Regions from separate parts of the Homo sapiens genome. Here region 1 is linked to region 2. A link is a contact called in ENCODE Hi-C or POLR2A ChIA-PET data. All regions are on one chromosome and are shown on one strand. The core of a region is the stretch at or near the end of the contact, and the rest is flanking DNA. Distances in the headings are between cores, read along the strand shown. Region 1 holds the start of STAG1 (STAG1 cohesin complex component). Region 2 holds the start of CDV3 (CDV3 homolog).

What was found. A loop is a pair of places that touch in the nucleus more often than their neighbours do. ChIA-PET counts read pairs that join two places held with the same protein, here RNA polymerase II (POLR2A). Pooled maps may share reads with other maps.
Region 1: a loop to region 2 is called in a map of CD8-positive, alpha-beta T cell, with 17 times the contacts of the local background. The contact joins the promoter of STAG1 here to the promoter of CDV3 in region 2. A Hi-C loop is called at or near these places in 3 of 168 maps with a recorded cell type or tissue (CD4-positive, alpha-beta T cell, CD8-positive, alpha-beta T cell and naive thymus-derived CD4-positive, alpha-beta T cell), 1 of 37 single-sample maps with no recorded cell type and 13 of 50 pooled maps. POLR2A ChIA-PET finds 5 or more read pairs at or near these places in 2 of 52 experiments (CD4-positive, alpha-beta T cell and activated B cell).

What each region holds. Positions count from the first base shown.
Region 1 is chr3:136,749,866-136,756,308 of GRCh38, reverse strand. It overlaps STAG1 (STAG1 cohesin complex component), which reads left to right and starts at 3,931. Exons shown (of 34, transcript NM_005862.3): 1 at 3,931-4,114. STAG1-DT (STAG1 divergent transcript) reads right to left here and starts at 3,638. Exons shown (of 1, transcript NR_185911.1): 1 at 469-3,638. RefSeq lists enhancers at 2,623-3,554, 3,348-3,667, 3,555-4,486 and silencers at 3,678-3,907, 4,228-4,607.
Region 2 is chr3:133,568,851-133,574,935 of GRCh38, reverse strand. It overlaps CDV3 (CDV3 homolog), which reads right to left and starts at 1,250. Exons shown (of 5, transcript NM_017548.5): 1 at 652-1,250. The coding sequence starts at 891. RefSeq lists silencers at 282-671, 702-811, 832-1,371 and enhancers at 1,752-1,921, 1,578-2,079, 2,022-2,261.

The DNA of each region.
Region 1 (6,443 bases), core at 2,682-5,181, 3.2 Mb before region 2:
TTGGTTCTGAGGCCGTTCAATTTTCAAAGCATTGAGCATGCTGAAGTGCTGTATTTTGGGGAATCGTTTTACTGTGCCTCAATAATATTTTGATCATATGTATGACTTGAAGCTGTTAATAAAAATTGTGATGTTTGAAAATCCTTGCCAAGAGAATTGGAATCTTGATTAAGAATTTCATTGGCCAGGCGCAGTGGCTCACGCCTGTGATCCCAGCACTTTGGGAGGCCGAGGTGGGCTGATCACCTGAGGTCGGGAGTTGAGACCAGCCCGGGCAACGTGGTGAAACCCCGTCTCTACTAAAAATATAAAATTAGTTGGGCGTGGTGGAGTATGCCTGTAATCCCAGCTAGTCTGGAGCCTGAGGCAGGAGAATCGCTTGAACCTGGAGGCCGCGGTGAGCCAAGATCGCGCCATTGCACTCCAGCCTGGGCAACAAGATCAAAACTCTGTCCAGGGAGGGTGGGGGTGGGGAAGAATTTCTTAAAAGCAGCCTCTGCTTTTATGTGTAATTCTGTAACAAAGTCAACATGTTATGGGACCTTTATTACTTTATCTTACCAGATAGGTAAAGGATGAATAAATCTGCCCTTCACTTACATTTATGATTAATCAGACAGGTCAGCTAGTGTGAATAATTTCTAATGAAATAGAGAAAAAAATGAAAAAATATCAAGGCATGCCTTGAATGTCATTAACTATTTTAGATGATATCTTTTAAGCCATAGGAATCACAGAACGCTTTTGTGTAGGTATAACAATGTTGCATTTTAAAAAGAGAAGTGAAGCAGGAGTGGGGAGTAGAGGGAAGGTGGGTCAATGGCACCTACTTCTGGACCTAGCAAGGCTGAGGTGTGAGAATCACTTGAGCCCAAGTCAGAGGTTGCAGTGAGCTATGACTGCACCACTGCCCTCCAGCCTGGGCAACACGGCAAGACCCTGTCTCAAAAACAAACAAACAAACACAAACAAAAGGGAGGTGAATGAAGGGAGAGGTGTTTACAAGGCTAGTGCAATAGTTTTGGTGTAAGGCAATGGGAGGGGAGAAGGGTTTGAATAAGGATGGCAGCAGTAGAAAAAAAAGCAAGCCATCTGAATGAGGTATGGTGGGACTTAGGCTTTTTTGAAAGAAAATAATCAAGTCTGGCCCTACAATTTAGAGCCTAGGCTGCTATGTAATTATTTATAAACAATTTATAAAATTGATTATAAAAATGACTTATAATCAATTATTAAGTGTGAGGGCAAAATACAATTTTAGATTTCTATAAACTTAGAAAGTTGATTACCCATGCCCTCAGAGTTAAAAAAATGCTAAAAACTTCTTAGTAAGATTAAAAACAATAAATGTAATAATGCTGATGGCATTTCTATAATATATTAAATAGTTTAAATATTAAATAGTTAAATAGTTTAACACTCGTAACAACCCTATGAGATTGGTACTGTTGCTATTTCCATTTTGCAGTTGAGGAAATTGAGACAGAAAGAGATTTGTCTAAGGTTACAAAGCTTTCCAGAGCAGTCTGGTTTCACAGTTCATGTTCTTAATCACTACACTAGCTGAAATTACAATGTTAGGATAAATTAGGAAATTCAAATAAGAGAGATGAATTATTTTAAGTGTTTGAGCTGCAGCTTTCTGGCAAGTAGCTGAACACGAGGAAACTCAGTTAAGGAAAAATCAAGAACAGACTAATTTTGGGAGACCTAAGAGAAGGCATGTAGTAGAGAACAGATTGAAGAAAGAGGAGGTGCTAGCAAAGAAATCAGAAGACCAGCAAACTAGGTAGGTGTAGATCCGGGGAAGTGTCTTAAAAGAAAGGGAAAAAGGGTTTCAAGTAGGGGATGGGGATTGGTGAAAACCGTAACTGTTTCTTTTGAGAATGTGTCAATGAAAGGAACGTTGATAGCATAGCAACTGGAGGGAGTAACATCACTGAATTAAAAAAAAAAAAAAGACAAAAGAAACTTTTTTTTTTTGAGACAGAGTCTCACTCTTATCGCCCAAGCTGGAGTGCAGTGGCGTGATCTCGGCTCACTGCAACCTTCACCTCCCGGGTTCGAGAGATTCTCCTGCCTCAGCCTCCCGAGTAGCTGGCATTACAGGCGCACACCAGCACGCCTGGCTGTTTGTATTTTTAGTAGAGACAGGGTTTCACCATGTTGGCCAGGGTAGTCTCGAACTCCTGACCTCATGTTATCTGCCCGCCTCTGCCTCACAACGTGCTGGTATTACAGGTGTGAGCCACCGCACCCAGCCAAGACAACAGAAACTTCTGAGAAACAGAAAGGAAGAAGACAGTGGATAAGAACATATTTACATTATAAGGCGCTAGGAAAGTAGTGGTGGAAGGAGAAGGTGGGAAGGGATGGCATAGTTTCAGGCAGAGGGAGTGGCTTTGGAGAGAAGGGTTCTGGGTTAATTTGGTTAGAAGTTTTGGGATCACGAACAGGAGGTGGTCACAGATATTTTATAATGGAGGCAAGGTCAAACCGGAATTGGAGTCCCATAGCTCTGAGCCCAGGAAACTGGATGAATTTATCTATTAGTATGGACTGGGACTGGCATCTTTAACAACATGGAAAGCTTGAAACAGTCTTTGTGGAAAATAGGAGATCAGCCAGAGATTAGAAGAAAACGCAAGAAAATTATAAGTAGGAGTCCAGTCACGAATTCATATCCAATCTGGTCAGTTATGACTTCCTCCAGCGAAAAGCCACACATCTTGCAAACCCTTGAGAGAGAAAACACAAATAGGGGTAACCTACTGGAGACAGGCCCTTAAGACTATAAAGTAGTTGAGCGATTCCATACTGAAATAGAGTTGGCTATAGCGATAGAGAAGTTAGTCATATATGGGGCTAATGATCCAGGAGAGTAAGGATTCACTTTTGTGGTGAAAAGTTGTAAGCAGGTGAAAGGTAGGGATCCATGGCCACGGACGGGCAGGTGGAGATCAGGGAAGAGGCGACGTTAAACATAAATAGTTTGTTAATGATTTCACCTTACTGATTATTTCTCTTTTGGCATCTAGAAGGCTAAGATTCTCATGTGTATTTCAGAGCTACTGAAAGTAGTCCTAGGTTGTGGAGGGAGAAATCCACTTTCACAGCTGAGTCTATCTTCTCAGTCTAGTTATATTCTCCTCTCACAAACTAGCCAATGCTGCCGCCTTATGCAAAGCCGACACCACGGAAAGATGTGCTTTACAGAGGCAGGATGACGCCAATCGGCCTAGGGCCGGCGGTGTTTCGTCTAGATTAATGGCGAGGGAAGTCCCCAATAGTCCTTTTGAAACCTTTTCACTCTTGCCTGGTGAAAGCGCTTGTCAGCCGTAAATCGCGAATACAATGCTAAGCTCTGAGGCCCTTGCTAAATCCAAGTAGGAGCAGGGATCTGCGCGGCCTCACCCTCGGGTTTCCGCAGGGCGTCTCGAGAGCTGCGGATGGGGGCAGCAGGAGCCGGGCGGGAACAGAGGAAAGCGCCGGCCCTGAGACCTAGGGAGGAGCCTCGGTGAAGGAACCCGGGGCGGGTTCCTGCCTAGATCTCCAAGAAGCTCCAAAAATGGCGGGCGGCAACTCGGCGAGCCGGACGCGCAGGCGCCACCGTGGCCGTCCTTCCGCCAGCCGCGGGCGGCCCAAGAACCGTCCACAGCGCCCTTATCCAGAAGCCTACGCCTCTCGCGATTGGCTGAACTGCGCGAGCGCTCCGTGTGGGGGCGGGGCCGCCACGCAGCGGCCACGTTTCCCGCCCCGCTGGTGCGCGTGCGCGCAATCCCCACTGGAAAGCGTTTGCGCGCGCCCCTGCCGCGGCCCCTAGCTCGCGCCTCAGCTCCCTCCCCTTTCCGGGCAGGCCCGTCCCGTCAGCAAGGCAGTGAGCACCGCGGCCAGCAGAGGGCGGTCCGGACCCAAGTCTGCAGCGGCGCCATTGGCGTGTGGAAAATGCCACCAGATGGCGGGTTAGGATTGCAGCTCCGTTGAAGGCGCGGCCCCCGCTCCCGAACCCCCGGCGACCACCCCGTAACAACCCCCCCACATCGGGAATAACACACCGGAGACTTTTGGGGGGAAACTAGGTCGATGGTCGGCGGCGCCCGGATGGGCAGCTGAGGTGAGTGCGGGCGGCGGCGACGGCGGCGGGGGGCGGGAAAGAGGGGGAATGCGGCGGCAGCGGCGCGGGGGCTGGAAGCGCCGATCCAAGATGGAGGCCGGGCGAGAGCGAGAGAGCGCGAGCGGCGAGCGGGCGGGCCGGGCGCGGGCCCCGTGCGGGGGAGGGAGGCCGCGCGGGCCTGTGCGGGGTGCGGCGGTCGTGGGCCGTCCGAGTGCCCGGAGAGACGTCTGTGGGCGCGGTGGGCACCCCGGCGTCTTCGTCGCTTGCCACCCCTCCCGCGGGCACCAAAAATTTTGCCCCCGCCCGCCCGGGCACTACGGCGACAGGCGCGGAAGCCTTTGTGGCGCGCTCGGGCCCGCCGCCAAGCCCGCCCTCCGCCCCCCCCCGCCCGGGCTCTCGGGAGTCGCCCGCGCCCAGCGGGGCCGGGCCGACGCGGGCTGGCGCGAATGCCTTCCGCCGCCTGCCGACCTGCGTTTCTGCGGTGTTTTAGCGGCGGCGGCGTCACATGACAACGAGTTCATTTCAGCGGAGGGGCCTGGGGGGTCGCTCGGCGGGGCGGCTGGCCCAGGCTTCTTGTTGGCGGGGTGGGGCAGCGGGGTGGCGGCTGGGGGAGATGCATCAATGCTGGGCTTTCCAGCTATCTGCCCTCTCAGCCCCCGACGGGGGCCTCCTTGTGAAACGTGTCCAGGCCTAAGCACTGCCCCGCTAGTTTGCCAGTCCCCTGAGAGACGAGGCCAATAAAAGTTGTTTTCCCTCCTTTCTCGAGGTGGGGGCGGGGTGGGAAACTAGAGTGCTTGGAGTTGGACCTGAGCCCCGTTTGCAGGGTCCGAACTGGGTTCTTCTTGTATGGTATGGGTACTAAGAAATTTTCAGGTTTTAGGATTGTCACGTCACCCCCATCTACCCACATTTGAAATGTTATCTGTCGATTCTCTTCACATTGCAGGGAATCGTGCTCCGGGAGTATAAGTCATAGGATAGTTTTGGACACTTACAGACAAAAAAAAAACAAAAAAAAAAAACGCAATTTGTCATAAAAAAAAATTATTTGCTGTTAAAGTTGGTGTTAAGATGGATAGAGTTTATTCTCGTGATTCTGACTAGAAAGACTTGCATCTTCGCAAAAATAGTGTTTACTTGAGAAAGTATCTGAATTGGCACAAAGTTGTGTGATTTGTAACTTATCTGGAATTTGAATGACTCTACATTTTAGTTTTCCTCGTGTTTTAAGAAAATTGCACATTCCGATGGTGAAGCACTTAGGGAAATATACAGAAGAGTGAAAATAAAAATAACTTGTTTATTGTATGGTAATGTAACGTACCTTGTTCTAATATTCATAATGTATGAGGAATTCAGACTGAAAAATTTTAACCAAGTAGGGAAATATGGAATGGAAAGAAGCAGAAATGTTATTTCCTTGCTTTTGATGATTAAGAATACTTATAAGACAAATTGTTACCCAAATAAAGTTGTAGAAGATCTACAGGTGTTTTGCCACGCATTTTCCTTTACATATTTAAAACGTACTTCGAGTAAACTAAATTAATTCAAGTGATCTACCAGTGGTCATTTTCACAAACGAACTGCTTTTGAGTGGAAATTTTTCTGTATCCACTTCAGTTTCGATGTTCTGATAAGGCTAAGGAATATTTAAATAGATGCAAAATATGGAAGTTTGTTGTGTTACTAGGATTGCCTCCTTTGAAGAGACTAATAAAATGACTGTAGATTTGATTGGCTCTTTTAAAGCCTTAAAGGCACTATGGTGTAGGGGAGAAGGAGTGGGTCCTGGACCGAAGTTACTTTGAACGTCCCCTGGGTTTGTGGTGTTCAGGGTGTTACCTTTGAGCCTTACTTTCTTTATCTCTAAAAATGGGGAGCTGGGCCCAGTGGTGCACTCCTGTAGTTCCAGCTACTCTGTAGTGAGGCAGGAGGAACCCTTAAACCCAGGAGTTTGAGGCTTACCTGGGCAACATACAAGACTCCATCTCTTTAAAAAAATAAAATAAAATGGGGATAGTATCTTACGGTGATTGTGTAACAAGATGTCTGTGAAAAACACACATTTAATTGCTGTAACTTAAAATTTACAGAATTTTGTACAGTTTTAATCTTTTTTTCCTTGATTCTGACTCTGTGTATGTTCATAATCTCAGTGCTGTGAGAAGAAATAATGTACTCTGGGAAAGATACGTTCTTGTTTCCCCTTTTATTTGTTGTTTTGTCCTGTATCTTTATATCTTTATTTAGGGGGGTATATTAGTTTCTTTCTTTTTTTTTTTAATGCATAACAAATTTCACACTTAACAGATTAACAATTATTTCA
Region 2 (6,085 bases), core at 1-2,500:
AGTATGTACTTGTCTTCTGGTCAAAGCCCTTGCTTCGTTCTGGGGCAAACTAGGCTAAATGGAGGACAAACATGCTCGTAGGCTAACACTATACTTCCGCTGGGTTCCTGCATGGGAGCTGTTACTTTAAGCAACTAAGAAAAGCCGAAGGAAGAAGTCAATAGGAATTTCACAACTACATTTCTACTTCAACCTTGCCACCGAGAGTTTTCTTTTTCTTTCACGGGCTTAGAGACTAAGTCATCACAAAAGAGCTGCTACAAATGCGGCTGCTGAAAGCGAAAATTCAGCTCAAACTACTGGGCTGAGGTCAGCACACGGAATTACTCAGCCTAGACGTCACCCGATAAACGCTGCTCTGTGCTGGGCACTGCGGCCCCAGACCTAGTGCCCCCGGAGGGTGGCGCCGCCCGGGCCTTGGCTAACGCCGAGCGACGCGGGGTGGGAAGGGCGGCTCCACCGCGGATATCGGAAGGGGTCCCGGCCCTGGCGAGCCCAGCCCGAGGTGGAGAGCCTGCGTCACGTGGCGGCCCGCGCCCGTCCGCCCGGCCTCCGCGGCCCCTCCCGGACGCTTCCCCGGCAGGCGGGGGCGGGCACATGGGGCGCCGGCGCGCGGCCCGGGCCCCGAGTGCCGGCCTCCCGGCCCCTCACCTTCGTCACAGCCTTGGTGGCGGCCCCTGGGCCCGCAGCCCCCGCGCTGGCGGTCCCGCCGTCACCCGGCCGGGTCCCCGCGCCCGCCCCGCCGCCCGCCGCACCCGCGGCTCCACTGCTTCCGCCGGCGCTGCCCGCTGCGCCCGCGGCACTCGCCGCCCGGTTGCTCCGCTCCTTCTTCTTCTTCTTGTCCCTCTTGGCAAAGAAGTTGTCCAGGCTCCGCTCCTCCGTCTCAGCCATGGCCTCGGCCTCCTCGACCCGGATGGGTGGGGCCGGCGGCGGGCGCGGCCCGCGGGGCTCCGAGCTCGGGGTCGAGGCCGGCTCTGCGCTCACGCTGCCGGGCGCGGCGACGCCTCAGCCCCGCGGGGTCGCCGAGGCGTGCGCGGCGAGACGGGCGGCTCCCCCTGCGTGCTGGCGAGCGGTGGTACGGTCCGCCCGGGGGCTCGCGCGCCGCCGCTGTCGCCCGAGGCTGCCGGGGCTGCCGCTGCTGCTGCGACGGCGGAGCAGGATTCCGCTCTCCCCACAACCTGAGGGGAAAAGGCACGCGCGAGCCAGAGGTTCTGGCGAGAGTGCTCGGCTAGCAGCGGCGCGTGCCGGAGGAAGAGGCGCGCGCGCAGGCCTGGAGAGGAGGGGAAGGGAGTGGGGAGGGGAGGGAGAGGGAGGAGGGAGGGCGGGCCGCTAGAAGAGAGAGGAAGCGCCTGCGCCTGCGTATTTTGCTCTGCCTGCCGCTGTGGGATCGCCAAGGGGCGGGCGGCGGGAGGAGATGGAGGCGGAGCTGGAAAGAGAGCCAATCAGGTGCCAGGACGAAGCTCTTAGGTGACAATCCCTGACCCAGACGGGGCGGAGTCCAAGCATGGGGGCGGGGAGAGGAGGGCATATGCAAAATAAGTGACGTGCCGGGCGACTCCGGTTTCCCGATTGGCCGAGGGTTTAGTCTTGAGGGCGGGCATGTTGAGGGCTGGTTGATGACTTGGCTAAAGAGGTCCAGCAGGAGGGGCAGTGGGTTCCTTTTGGACGCATGCGCAGGATGCACGTGTGTTTCCTGGCCCAGAACAAACCGTGGCCCCATAGTAGTCGTTTGAACTGTCGCGAAACGGACAGGCACTGCGTTAAGCCAACTGTGTTAAAGATTGTTCCTCTCCTCTGATCGCTTCTGTACTTCCACCCCCTCTGGAGTGGCAACCATTACTTTTCTTCTTTACCGGTTGATTGTGAAAGTGAGAGGAGCAGTGAGCCTGAAGTTTAGGTCCCATTTACTAAAAGATCTTTCATAGGCTGGTTGGTAGGTAGAAAGGGATTTTGTCTGAACTCCACCCTCTGGATTATGTTTACCAAGGTCAAGTTCAATAAATCCTATCGTCAAGTCCCTAATCTGTAAAGTGGGTATACTATTTCTTACAAGATAGGGGGATGGAGGGAAGAGAGTCAACATTATTAGCTGCTCAGCACATTGCTTAACGCCCTGACTTGAGTCTAGATGATGATACAGTTTATCCTTAGCTTCTATCCCTGATAAAAGGAGGGGACTGTCTTATCATAGGGGTGGAGACCAAAATGCCCAGGCGAAAGCCAGGTTTAAATGGGTTTAAAGCCCATTTAAATACCCTTGGGGCCTTGAAAATGAAATGAATTCTATATGCAAAAGGTGGTCTAAAGTAAGCTCTTAAACTTTCTACTTCCTCCTTCTAAAAGCAGAAGAGGGAGCTGTCACAACCATTGAGGAAATGACTCAGACAAATGTTGGTAGCCATATGGGGTAGATAGAATCCAGCCAGTAAATGGAGAGACTTCTTCGTCTTTTCCTTTACAGTTACCCCATTAAAGTTTCTCTTTTCCTACCCCCTACTTACACTGCTATTAAAGAATTAACTTCTGGCTGGGCGCGGTGGCTCACGCCTGTAATCCCAGCACTTCAGGAGGCCGAGGCAGGCGCATCACCTGAGGTCAGGAGTTCGAGACCAGCCTCACCAAAATAATGAAACCCCGTCTCTACTAAAAACACGAAAATTAGCCGGGCGTAGTGGCTAACGCCTGTAATCCCAGCTACAGGTTGAGGCTGGAGAATTGCTTGAACCCGGGGGTGCGGAGGTTGCAGTAAGCCGAGATCGCCTCATTGCAATCCAGCCTGGGCAACAACAGTGAAACTCCGTCTCAAAAAAAAAAAAAAAGTCTAACTTCTGAATGTCAAAAGAAATCAAGGACCTAGCCTTGGCCAGCAAGTAGCTTGAGCTTATACATATACTATTCCCCAAACATGAACAGCTCCCAAGGTGACTTCCTTCTATGACAACATATATCTTCCTGTGATGCAGGCCAGGTTCAGTACTGCCCATCACCATCACCCTCCCTTACCATCGCTAATCAAATTTATTTTCTTTCTTTTTTTTCTTTCCTTCTTTTTTCTCCCTTCCTCTTTTCTTTCCTTCTTTTCTTCCTCCCCCCTCTTTCTTCCTTCCTCCCTCCCTCTCTTTCATTTATTTATTTATTTATTTACTTACTTATTTTTTGAGGCAAAGTCTTGCTCTTGTCACCAGGCTGGAGTGCAATGGCATGTCAGCTCGCTGCAACCTCTGCCTCCCAGGATCAAGCGATTCTCCTGCCTTAGCCTCCTGAGTAGCTGGGATTACAGGCACCCGCCACCACACCCAGCTAATTTTTGTATTTTTAGTAGAGACGGGGTTTCACCATGTTGGCCAGGCTGGTCTCAAACTCCTGACCCTCGTGATCCACCCACCTCAGCCTCCCAAAGTGCTGGAATTACAGGTGTGAGCCACCATGCCCGGCCCTCTCCCTCTCTTTCTTTCCTCATCTATGAAGCACTTATTTTGCTATATTTCGGGCAAAGTGCTTTATTCAAAAGTGAGTAATTTGTGATTCCTGCATTCAATTCCCTTATAATCTAGAAGAGAAGATCTAGATATAAATAAGTTTCAGTTATTTATATCTTTCTTAAGTCCTTATCAATTCATCATTGTCTTGAAAGAATTAATGACTTGAGAAAATACACAGAAGGAACAGTAGTTGAGGGCTGACGCTGCAGAATTTCCCACTACATTTTTCAGTGTGATTGATGGCATGATCCCAGAACTTGATCATGTGTAAGAAATTCAGGTCAGGCCAGTAGAGAGACCAGTGTCTTTGTGGTTGTGTCATTGTTTGTAGTAATTCTCTCCTCTGTGAAGCTGGTCCCTTCCTCTTTGAATCACCTGCCCTAAAATTGACAGCATCTGTTCCCATCAGTTGCTCCTTTTAAACCTCCCCTACCACCCTTCTCCAGATTGGTTGCACAGTGCCCTGAATCATGCTATCATTATCATCGTTACCAGACACCCCCTCATCTTTGAAGCATCCTTCTGCCCTCTCTCTCTTTTTTTCTTTTTAAGAGGCGGGGCTCAAGCAATCCTCTGGCTTCAGCCTCCAGAGTAGCTGGGACTACAGGCAGGTGCCATCATGTACAGCTGAATTTTTTTTTTTTTTTTTTTACATTTTTAGAGAAAGGGATCTTGCTATGTTGCCCAGGCTGGTCTGGAACTCCTGGGCTCAATTGATCCTGCTGCCTTGGCCTCCTGAGTAGCTGGGATCACAAGTAGGAGCCGCTGTGCCCGGCTCCTCCAGCTCTCTCTTGACAGAGGTGTCTTCCCCTCTGCTGTCCAATGTGTTTGGACCGTCTGCATACTTAAAGCAAACAGACTTTCACTTGTACTTGCCAGATGGAAAACTTGTATAGTAATGCAGACTATTCCCAGGTATTTCTGCACATCTTCCAAGGTTCCTAATGCTGTCTGAACATGGCAGTTTCCCTCTGGGTCCTCTGAAGTGGTGCAATCCGAAGGACATCATATATCTCCCTCAACAAGGCCTGCTGAGTTCCAATATTCCATGAGCTCAAGAGCTGGCAAAGGGCAGTTGAGCCCAGCCCCATTGTTTCTGAGTTCTTTTCTGCTGAGCTATTTGATCCAAGATCCATTCTGCTACCTAGGCTGGAAATTCCACTCATGCTCAGCTCAAAGGAATGCAGCTCATGCTGGCCAAAGTGTTCACCAGGAAATGGGTGGCTAGAATTCTTCTTTTCATTTCTGGTTTCCTCTCTAACATCTGTAAGGCCAACTATGCCACTGCCTGAACTGTCCCCTTTTCAACTGGGGAGCAACTACTTACAGGTCATCTCTTCTGGGAGTCTTTTCTTATTCTCTACAGGCAGCTTGATTTCCTAAACTTCAGAGGCCCAGAGTCTTTTCATTTGGTATGATCGTTGATGCCTTCCTGGTATTCGCATGATTGGTTTGTTATTTAACCACTCTCATTCATTCACTCAAGTATATAAAACATGTATTTAATGAGCACCTACTATATGCCGGGCCCTATGTTAGGAGTTAAAGGAGAGATAAGCCCTGCCTTCACAGAGCTTATTGTACACTAAGCTGGTAACTAGAAGGAGACACACAGGAACACCTACAAAAGCACATTGAAAACTCTTGAAGGCAGGAATGGCATTGAGCATATAGCCTATATCACACAAGCATTTAACTGATGTTTGTAAAATGAAAAATGTCTCCATTAATCTCCAGTTTTCCACATTAACAGAGGACTGCACAAATCATGGACTCTAAAAGTGTTTCCTTGTTGGCTTATGAGCATAGGCTAACTCTGCCACACATAACAAATAATTCAACCTTCTCCCTCAACCTCAAGTTCCTCCTTAGCTCATTTTTGACATTAGGGTCCTAGTTGGAGGATACATGGAGAGCAAGAGGAGGCCCCAGACAACAGCAACTATCCAGGAGAGCTTATTTCCAGAAAGAGAAAAGGGCTGCCATACACCCCCCTTCTCCTAGACACAGACACACACACACACACATACACCCACCACCATGGCTTGAGAAGGGAGTCAGACTCATTAACCCCACCCCCAATGGGTCTGGTTTGCTGATTGTTGAACCACATAAAATTGCTGCTATTTGACTGTTTTTGACCTGCCAAAAACAATCATTTCAAAAGGTTAAACCTAACATATTAGAAAATAAACCAAAAAGTTCTGTAAATAAATGAAAAGCTTGGGAACAACCAACCTATCCATCAAGGTGACCTCCTTGAGTGTCTCGGTGAGGGAAGGGCTGCAATGTGATGACAATTGAATGATCAGCAACCGAATCAACTTTATTGTATGGAGAATGTGTGAACTGAAGGATGAGGGAAGAGCCTGGAGAGTAGAAAAGAGGAAGGAAAAAGAAATAGGATAAAGCCATGAGGCCAGAAGTTGGCACTTATTACCCACCACTGTCCAAGAAAGAGCAGTGTGAAATTTGTTTTCACATAGACGTGCCCTGCTGTAAGGTGGAGATGATTCAGTAGACCGCACCCTGATTTGGCTGAAATAGCCCTCAAAAGGTCAGCTTTCCTTAACTCTTGGGATACACTCACCAACCAGCCTGTT